Regions from separate parts of the Homo sapiens genome. Here region 1 is linked to region 2. The links are chromatin contacts, found by Hi-C or POLR2A ChIA-PET in ENCODE. All regions are on one chromosome and are shown on one strand. The core of a region is the stretch at or near the end of the contact, and the rest is flanking DNA. Distances in the headings are between cores, read along the strand shown. Region 1 has its middle 64 kb from the start of NGF-AS1. Region 2 holds the start of NGF (nerve growth factor).

The links. A loop is a pair of places that touch in the nucleus more often than their neighbours do. ChIA-PET counts read pairs that join two places held with the same protein, here RNA polymerase II (POLR2A). Pooled maps may share reads with other maps.
Region 1: a map of Right ventricle myocardium inferior shows a loop between it and region 2 (2.3-fold over the local background). The contact joins the enhancer-like site here to the promoter of NGF in region 2. A Hi-C loop is called at or near these places in 3 of 168 maps with a recorded cell type or tissue (PC-3, Right ventricle myocardium inferior and ovary) and 1 of 50 pooled maps. POLR2A ChIA-PET finds 5 or more read pairs at or near these places in 3 of 52 experiments (Caco-2, SK-N-SH and activated CD4-positive, alpha-beta T cell).

Annotation. Positions count from the first base shown.
Region 1 is chr1:115,217,222-115,221,528 of GRCh38, reverse strand. No RefSeq gene overlaps it. Among named protein-coding and RNA genes, the nearest start is that of NGF-AS1, 64 kb to the left of the region's middle. Within about 2 kb of position 1,426, at least 4 of the 41 ENCODE cell types and tissues checked have a DNase peak (open chromatin) inside an H3K27ac peak, as active enhancers do.
Region 2 is chr1:115,335,731-115,339,936 of GRCh38, reverse strand. NGF (nerve growth factor) reads left to right here and starts at 1,688. Exons shown (of 3, transcript NM_002506.3): 1 at 1,688-1,733. The region is part of intron 1 of NGF-AS1 (NGF antisense RNA 1); the gene reads right to left.

The DNA of each region.
Region 1 (4,307 bases), core at 177-2,676, 120 kb after region 2:
CAAAAACCACATGCCCCTGTCCCAGAATGATAGCCCCGGTTCTCAGGAGCCCATCTGTGCTTTTCCTCTCTGTTTTCCTCCCATACATATATCCATAAGTTAATCAGACTCCTCAGGTGCACTGGAGTCACCAGTCACCTCGGAGGGCCGAGCTGGCCCAGAGGGATGCTTTAAAACCTACTTTGCATATGGAAGAAAAAATTCTCTTCCACTCCCAGACTGGTGAGAAAATAATGAAAAGGAATAGAAACATTACCAACAATTTACAACACATTCCATTTAAAAAGAATCCTCAAGTGCAATAAACACTTCATTACACGTATATGACTTCATTATTTAAAAAGTTTTCCACCCAATTTGTCATCACAAGGTGACATCCCCCCACCCCTCTGCCCACAAATTCTTCAAGGTATCTCAGAACCTGTCAATAGTCCATGAGGATTCAGGAAATGCTGATGCATTTTAATACCAGCCAAAACAAGCACAATACGCATAAGCCCGCTATTCTCCTCCCCTGCCCACCCCCACTCTCTCTCTTTATGCCTCCTCCTCACATACACACAGGCGCACACGAGCACACACACACATACACACAATTCCAAATCGAATTCTTCACGATTTGGGATTTTTTCCAGAGCTGGGGTTTATCCATATTCCTGTTCCTCTAGAGCCTTCACTGTGGCCCATTCTGTTATCTTGATCAGGGAAGCAGCAGTCTTGACATCTCACCCTGTGGTTTTGTTAGAAACAGAAAAACAGCAGGAATTTCACAGGATTGGACCGGACTCTCAGCAGCACAAATCTGGGACGTGTTAGAGACGTGAAAACAGCTCCACGTTTGCATGGTGCCTTCCTTTCTCTGAGCTCAGGATGAGCAAGAGACTTTTCAGTGGGGGCCTCACTAGCAAGGCAGGGTCCCATCCAGCCCATCAGCCAGGCCTCTGCGCCCGACCGACTCCCCCTGACCACAGAAGGCCTCCCTGGCCTTCTGCAGTCAGGTTGGACCCCATCCCTTCAGCATTCCTGACTCCGCGGTTCCAGGCCAAATTCCCAGTTGATAATCCAGTCTCCATTTGTTTCCCCTCTCCACAAAATTTTAAATGAGAAATGTGTTGCTCTTCATTTCCTGTCTCACCCTCTCCACTGGTTTTTAAAGTCTGCCACTTCCCCCACCCCCCCAACCCCGGAAGCAGATGTCCTTCAGTGCCCCAACAGTGCCATGCCAAGTGGCTGCACGAACTCTAGTTGGTGCCCTGAGCTGACAACACAGGCAGGGAGCTTCGGGATCTGTCTGATTCAGAATGGTCTAGCTGGCCAAGATGTAATCTGCTGGATCCAGGCTCATGTTGAGCTCTCCACTGCAGGCTCCTTGTGCAACTGGCCCTGCTCCCCAGTCCACCCTGTACATATTTCCTCCCTTCCCTTAGGAATCACATCTTCGGGCCTCTGACGTTCTGTGCTAAGGAAGAGACAGGCATCATTCCCCTGTTCCCAAATTTGCTAATCGCAAGCAGCAGGGGAGATGGAGATGTTACGCCCCTCTTTGTGGGAGATGAATGCACACACACATAGCTCAGTTCTCCACCCTTGGAAGGCAGGGTTCTTTATTGGCTTGAATTCCCAAAGGAAGTGGCTATTTCTAAACCAGCCTAGGGGATATGAAGATAGCCAACCATTCTTGTTGTCCAAAAGTAGAGCAAGATTATCCAGAAGGTGAGAGGCCGTCTGTGGTTGGTTTGAATACGTTCTTTAAGTTTTACATTGAAGCTGATTCTTTTCCCATACAATTTCCATAATGTTCCTCTTCTTTATTTTTCCACAAAAAACTGTCCTCCTACACTCTACTCTGTGGGTCTCTCAAGGCTTATTAAAATATCTTGAGAGTAAAAAACACAGAACTCTCCCCAAGCACATTATTAGTGCCCAATAACCTGAAACCTGAAACAAAACTGTGAAGTTCAGATTTTCTCCAATGCTCACCCCACCCCTCATCCCCATACTTCGCCTATCTCCCCATCTCGGGGTCCTCCTGAGCCGTCCTGGCAGCCTTGGGCAAGCCACAGTGGCACTACCCACACCTTCCCTTTCTGAGCTATCCCTTACGCTCTAAGTTCATCTCTTACACTAATGCTTAATCTCGCAAACTAGTTCAAATGCATGTGTTAATGGGTGATAATGGGAAATAATAAGAACAATTTATATGTGGATAGAATGAAATACTTTTCAAAGCCTCTTCAAGGCTTTTACATTAATCATTTTATTTAATAATGTTATTACATTGACCCATCAGTCAGACAGGTATTTAGGCTAAAATTTTCTTCTCCATTTTGTGGGTGAGGAAAATGAATTTCTTAGAGTGTATTTGTATGGCGCAAAATCATACAGCAAGAAGGGTGGAGAGCTGAGATTAGACCCTAGCTTTTCTGGAACCTGGTTCCCATACTGTGGATGGACGGTTACTCTTTGCAGCCTGTGTCTTCTTTTGAAAGAGAATAGCTGGAATAGGCAATGCCTTAATTGTCTCACAAAGTAGAGACACGCTAGAACCATTTGGGATACTTGTTCATAGTGCACATTCATGGGAACCACCCCAGACCTACTGAATCTGAATCTCTGAGAGTGGCCTCCACCCAGAAACCTGCAAATTAACATATTTCTAGGATGACTCCTATGCACACTTATGTCTGAGAACCTTTTCCTTAAGTCAAAGAACTAGATTTCTAATGGTGAAAGTTTAGACTTCAAAGAAAGAAATACTAAAAAACTATGTGAGAAACAAACTGTCGTGTTTAATGCCATTCATACTTTCTGAGTGCCCACCTACTATGTATCTGCTCCTTCACCCTGGAGCTGCCAGGCTCTGCCTAAGTATTGTTTCCACAACTCCTACCCCACTCCAAGTCTATTTCTATCCAACCAGGAGCACCCACCTGCAATTTGGAGGAGGGGTCTTGCCCTACGCTTCTTTCTCTTTTCTGTCCTCAGTCTCCATGTTCTGTTTTGCTGGATGCTGTTAAACATAAACCCCAAAAGGAGAAGAAAGTATAAAAGGGTATGAAGAAAACACATTCTTTTTCCTTTCAGAACATTTTTCTCTCACCATCTTGCAAGAATAATATATTATTACCATGGACCAAATCCCCACTGTGGCTATGTCCAGGTACAATTCAAAAACATCTGGATAACTGATTGACTTTTTCTCTTTTCATTTGAATGTACACCATTGTGTACAACCGGTCTGTGAGTTCCCCCATGGGAAATGCCGAGGATGTGAATCCATCCCTCGGCTCTTTAACTAAAGTTGCAAAAACATCAGAAGGGTCTCACCCTTGCAAACACTGAGAGCTTTTCCTGGAAATAGTTCTGCCTTTTGTGTTAACAGATGTCACGGGGCAGTTGGGTCGGAGAGTGTTGTTTTAAAATTCTCAATCTGCCTTGCAAGAGGTTTTTCGTTAGATGGTTCCTGGATAGCACCACACCCTTTTCTCTTTTCAACTTGCACATCACTTCATGTAGCTTTTCTCCTCTAATTCACCTTGAATGTTTGTCATGTGGACCAGAAATCACCCAAAGGCCAGCTCCTCAGATCTGCGATGGCCATGACATGCCATCTGCTGATTTCCCTGGATTGGGCCACGTTTGCCTCCTGAAACTGAGAGTAAGCAGCTTTGTAATTATGCAATATTAGGCACATCTGCCTGACTTCAAACATCTGGCTGAAAAGTGGAGAATGCTTTGAAAATATTAAGATGCTTAGCATCATGGTGACAAAGTTCTACACACTGGACAGAATTTTTTTTAATCAGACCCTTTTTAGGTTGTTGGTTTCAACGCCTCTTTGCATGTTGTTTTGTTGACATTAAGCAGCCTTTCAGGCATGAATTCTTCTGTCCCAAGGAAAGGAAGCAAGCTTCTAGAAGGGAAGCACTGTGTGCCTTCACCCAGATAGGGGACCGAGTCAGCAAGGAGAACTAAGAGAAAAAGAACGCTTCACAGATGTAGCAGAGTGAAAAGACTGAATGCACAGGAGAGTAGAGCCAGAGATTGTGGAATCCTGAAGATAAGCAAGTCTGTGTTTGGCGATGGCCTAGCAATCAGTCCCAAGATTTGGCCAACAACAGCTAACGCGAAACAGAGATAAGTCAGTGGAGCTGACTCCATCAAGAAACTGAGCTGGGAGAGTGCAGGGATGGGTCCGAGTGGATGCCAACATCCCTGAGATGATCACAGCATCTCGGCATGTGCTCAAATCATGGAGAACAGCCACAGATTGTCCACATTGGAGTCACATGATAAATGCAGCGAGG
Region 2 (4,206 bases), core at 439-2,938:
TTCCTAATGGATCACCTCGACTATGATACTACTTTTGTAGAAAGGGCCATTCACAGTGTTCCCTGGCCTCTTGCCCTCACTTCCAAAGTGTGTTCATACACCAGCCTGTATCTGAACAAGTCAGAAGTGGACAAGCCTAAGGCTGGGAAACAACAAGGTCACACCAAAGCTAAGGCTGACTTCCAATTCCAGGGCTTTTTGCCTATTTCATCCTTCTCAGAGCATGTGTAAATGGAATGAACTTTCTTATGGGAGCAAACGTGAAAATAGAAAGAAGTAAGACCTCAAGACTAATCTGAATCAAGGGAGTTGGAAATGCCTAGTCAGGGCTTCATCTTGCTCAAGTGCCATCCATTAAGGGTAAATGACCACCCCCAGACTTAGGACAGGAATCATCTGCTTCACTAAATCCCAGTTCCCTGGAGGGTGCCCTTCTGCTAAGTTGCACTGGCTGGTGTTACCAGCAATAGGGAGATTCTGTGCCCCACCTTCCCTCCCTGTTACTCTCCTCACACCTACTTCTCCTCTGTGGCATCCATACAGGGTAGGGGTCCAACCCACCTTTGCTATAGGAAGAAGCGAAGGCACAGACAAGCTCAACACGGGAGGGAGTGGGGCTGTAAATTTCCAAAGAGCTACGAATCCCCTGGAATGCTACAATTAATGATGCACATTTGGTGACAAATTTGACTTCAGGGGTATTTCTCCCTTGCTCATTTTATGCTGGGGTGGGAACAGCCCTGGCAGAGGGGCAGGGGAAAGTCAGGCAAGCTCTCCTGTCAGGCTGAATCGAGGGAACTCAAGAAATTTTGAAGGGTCAGGAAGAATTTGTGTGGGGCCTGGAGTGTGGAGAGGGGGGCATGGGGGCCTAGGGTTTGCTGGCTATATCAGTCTGGGGTCACAGACCCCTTGCAAAACTGATGAAAGCTGCGGACCTTCAGCTCAGAAAAGAATATTAGCATTGCACACAGTCGCGCAAATCAGCCTACAGTTTCAGAGGGGCCAAGGACTCCGGGAAGTTCCTGGAACCCAGGGCCTTAAGTTAAGGTCCCGGCTCTAGCTCCTGACTCCTGAAGTCCTCTGCCCCTTGTCCCCATGCTGGACTTGCCGGGCCTGGGGGCCTTCTAGCTGGTTCTGCAGCCGCCTTCCCTTGTCAGAGGAGCTTGGGCACCTGCCCCTCGCGGAGCTCCCCCTGGGTGCTCACCTATCCTGGGATAAGGAAAGGCGCCCCGAAGAAAAGGAGCAGCCGATGCCTGGGGCACCGAGGGCGACGCCGGGCAGACCAGGGAGGCACTGGCGAAGGGCAACGCGCGGGGGCAGGGCGGAGAGGTGAGGGAAGCTGCGAGCAACTCCGCCCAGCCCCAGCCAGTCGGCCCAACGACCCCTGCCGGTGCCCCAGAAACTCCCCCTCCCGGCTTTGCGCGCGCGGCCCCTCAGACCCCAGTGGGTTTCCCTTTGACCTCTGAAGGTTTAAAGTCCTTCTCTGGCTGGGTCTGGCCAGCCCTCCAGGAGCGATCCGTCTGTAGTCCCCAGGACCCCCTCCAGCCGGGCACCACAGCCCAGCCACAGCAGGTGCGGGGCTGGTGGTGGGGAGGGGAGGGATGGGGGCCAGGATTTGGAGCGTGTGACTCAGGAGTACGGGAGGAGGGGCTAAGAATTCAAGAAGCCTGTGTGAGAGCAGCTCGGCGCTCCGGCACAGCAGAGAGCGCTGGGAGCCGGAGGGGAGCGCAGCGGTGAGTCAGGCTGCCCCGAGCCGATCCCGAGAGGGGCGCAGCGCGGGCGCGGGCAGGGGTGGCTGGGCTTCGCGGGAGAGTTTGCAAGGATACCGGTCTGGCGAGCTCTCTGGTTACCCCCGAGGCTCCCGCAGGCCGAAGAGCAGCCCTGAGAAATGTCCCGAGTGGGTGTGGGGGCGCGGGACCCTCGCGGGAGGACGAGTCGGACCGAGGGAACAGCGTTAGTTCTGGTCGTGGAGTCCCTAGTCCCAGGATGGCCTGCAGTCCAGGGAGCAGCCCTGGCGCCTGCAGAAGCCCACGGCCATGCCAGGGTCTAGCTCGAGGGCTAGAAGTGGATAACGCGCAAGTGAGGGAGAGCGAATGGGCGCGGAGAGGGATGCGCCGGCAGCTGGCGCGCCAGGGCGGGAGGAGTGGCGGCCAGCACCGCGGGGGGAGCGCAGAGCGCGCTGGCTGAGGTGAGCGCCGAGTAGGGAAAGTGCTGCGCGGCCCCCAGGTAGGGGGAGGAGCGGAACGGGGCGCGCTAGACCTGGGGCAGTTCCCTCAGCGCGTCTCGGAAGGGCTGGGAGTCGTGACTGAGGGCCCCGGGGGTTAACGCAGGAAGTCTGCGAGCCAACGCCGGGGTCCGTCCGGCGTACCGGGGCCCTCCACGGAGCCGCGTTGGACAACCTCAGGTAGAGGTCGCCAAGGTTCAGCCCTGCCACTTGGGTCACACGCTTCATCTCCAGCTGTCTGCTGCCAGGTGTGGGAGAAGCGGGCGTGGAAGGTTAGGGCGGGGAGCGCCTTGAGTTCAGGCGAGGAGGATCTAGGGGAGGGAGAGAGGACTCAGGGGTCAGGGAGCTGCAACTTTGAGCCAGCAGAAACAAGCAGCTTAGCTCCCTCTAATTACAAACCTCCTTCTAAAAAAAAAAAAAAAAAAAAAAAAAAAAAAAAAAAAAACAAAAACAAAACAAAAAAAATTTCGAGATTCTTAAGGAAGGTGTTTCGTGCTTGAACTTTTTCTTCTCTTGTGATTTGAGAGATTAAAAAAGAGCCTGCTTGCTAGGCTGGTTTTTCCAAGTTGTTCCAGGTTGGAAGTTGTAACAGTTCGAAGGATAATTTATGAGTGTTTCATGCATTAAAGTGTATTACAGCAAAGCCTTTTGGGTGCTGTGGGTATTAAGGAAAACTTAGTGCACGTTCCCAGCTGGAAACCAAAATAGTGCTCTCCTGGGTGCCTCTGCCCCATCTGTCATCCAAGGCCAATGGAAATCCTGTAGAAAAGTCACTTGATTAATTGTTCTGGCTCCATCCTCTGGGCACACCCACTGCCAGTGCCAGTCCCCTCCTCCCCAATCCATGCACAGCCAGCTGCACTCTGCAAATGCAGAAATGACAGTGGAGACCCCATCAGTAACTTCTCTCCAGGGTCCTCAAACTCTTGAAGCCGTCAGTTAAGTCTGCTGGAAGGGAATCTTTCCCCTTCTCGAGGCAGTGCAGAAGGGCAGCAGCCATTGGCCCCTGCCAGCCCTTCTTATCCTGTGTTTACAGTTTCCTCCTGAATGTCTGAAACTTTCTCCCTCTGCAGAGTCACAGAAGAAAGAAGAAAGGCTGTATCAAACCTGATGGGTCTCTTTTGTTGAATAAGTCATACGTCAACCTGAGCAACCCAAATGTCAATTCATGATGGGCAGTGTTTCCAGAGGGTCAGAGGAGACAGGCGGGTCTGGGGGCTGAGACTGGCCTAGCTGGAATTGACTCACACAGAAAGTGAACATTCCTCTTGTTGAAGGGGGATAGGGTTAATGCCACATGTTGCCAAACTCCTACCCCACTCTTTCCCCAACATCTTTATGCAGGTGAAGGGAAAAAGGAAGCACCAAAAATGGGAAGCCAAGATCACTGGGGCATGAGAACACTAATTTGACAGAAGTATAGGAGCACCTCAGAGGATTTTAGAACCAGCTGCTGGCACCACTGCATTTCCAACAGCAGCCCAGGCCCACCAGAGAAATGAACTGGGCCCACTCAGGGCAGTCATCCCGGTATTGGTGACTCTTTCCCTACTTTTAACCTGTACCAAGGAATGAGGTTCTTGCCTTCTCCTATTGCCCACCCCACAACTCTCCTGCCCCAAGGGCCAGTGGGAGCAAGGAATGAGGCTTCACACTCTCATTCTCTTTCAGGGAGAAATCTGTGCCTTGGACAAGAAGGGGGCCCTGGTTGCCGACATCAGCAGGGAGAGTAGGGTAGGGCAGGGCAGGGCTGGAGCCCGAGGGAAGTTTCTCATCATTACCGAGAATAAACTGATGAAAAAAATCACACAACTTTACTTTTTAAAGAGTGCTGAGCACTCCTGCTGCTCATTGATGGAGTGCTTTACTGCAGTACCCTGCATCAGAGCAGCAGGGAAACTACACAGAGATTCAGCCACTGCTCTTCTCTACTGGGCATGGAGTAGGGCCAAGGCCCAGATCCCCAAGCAGATGTCAGTGCC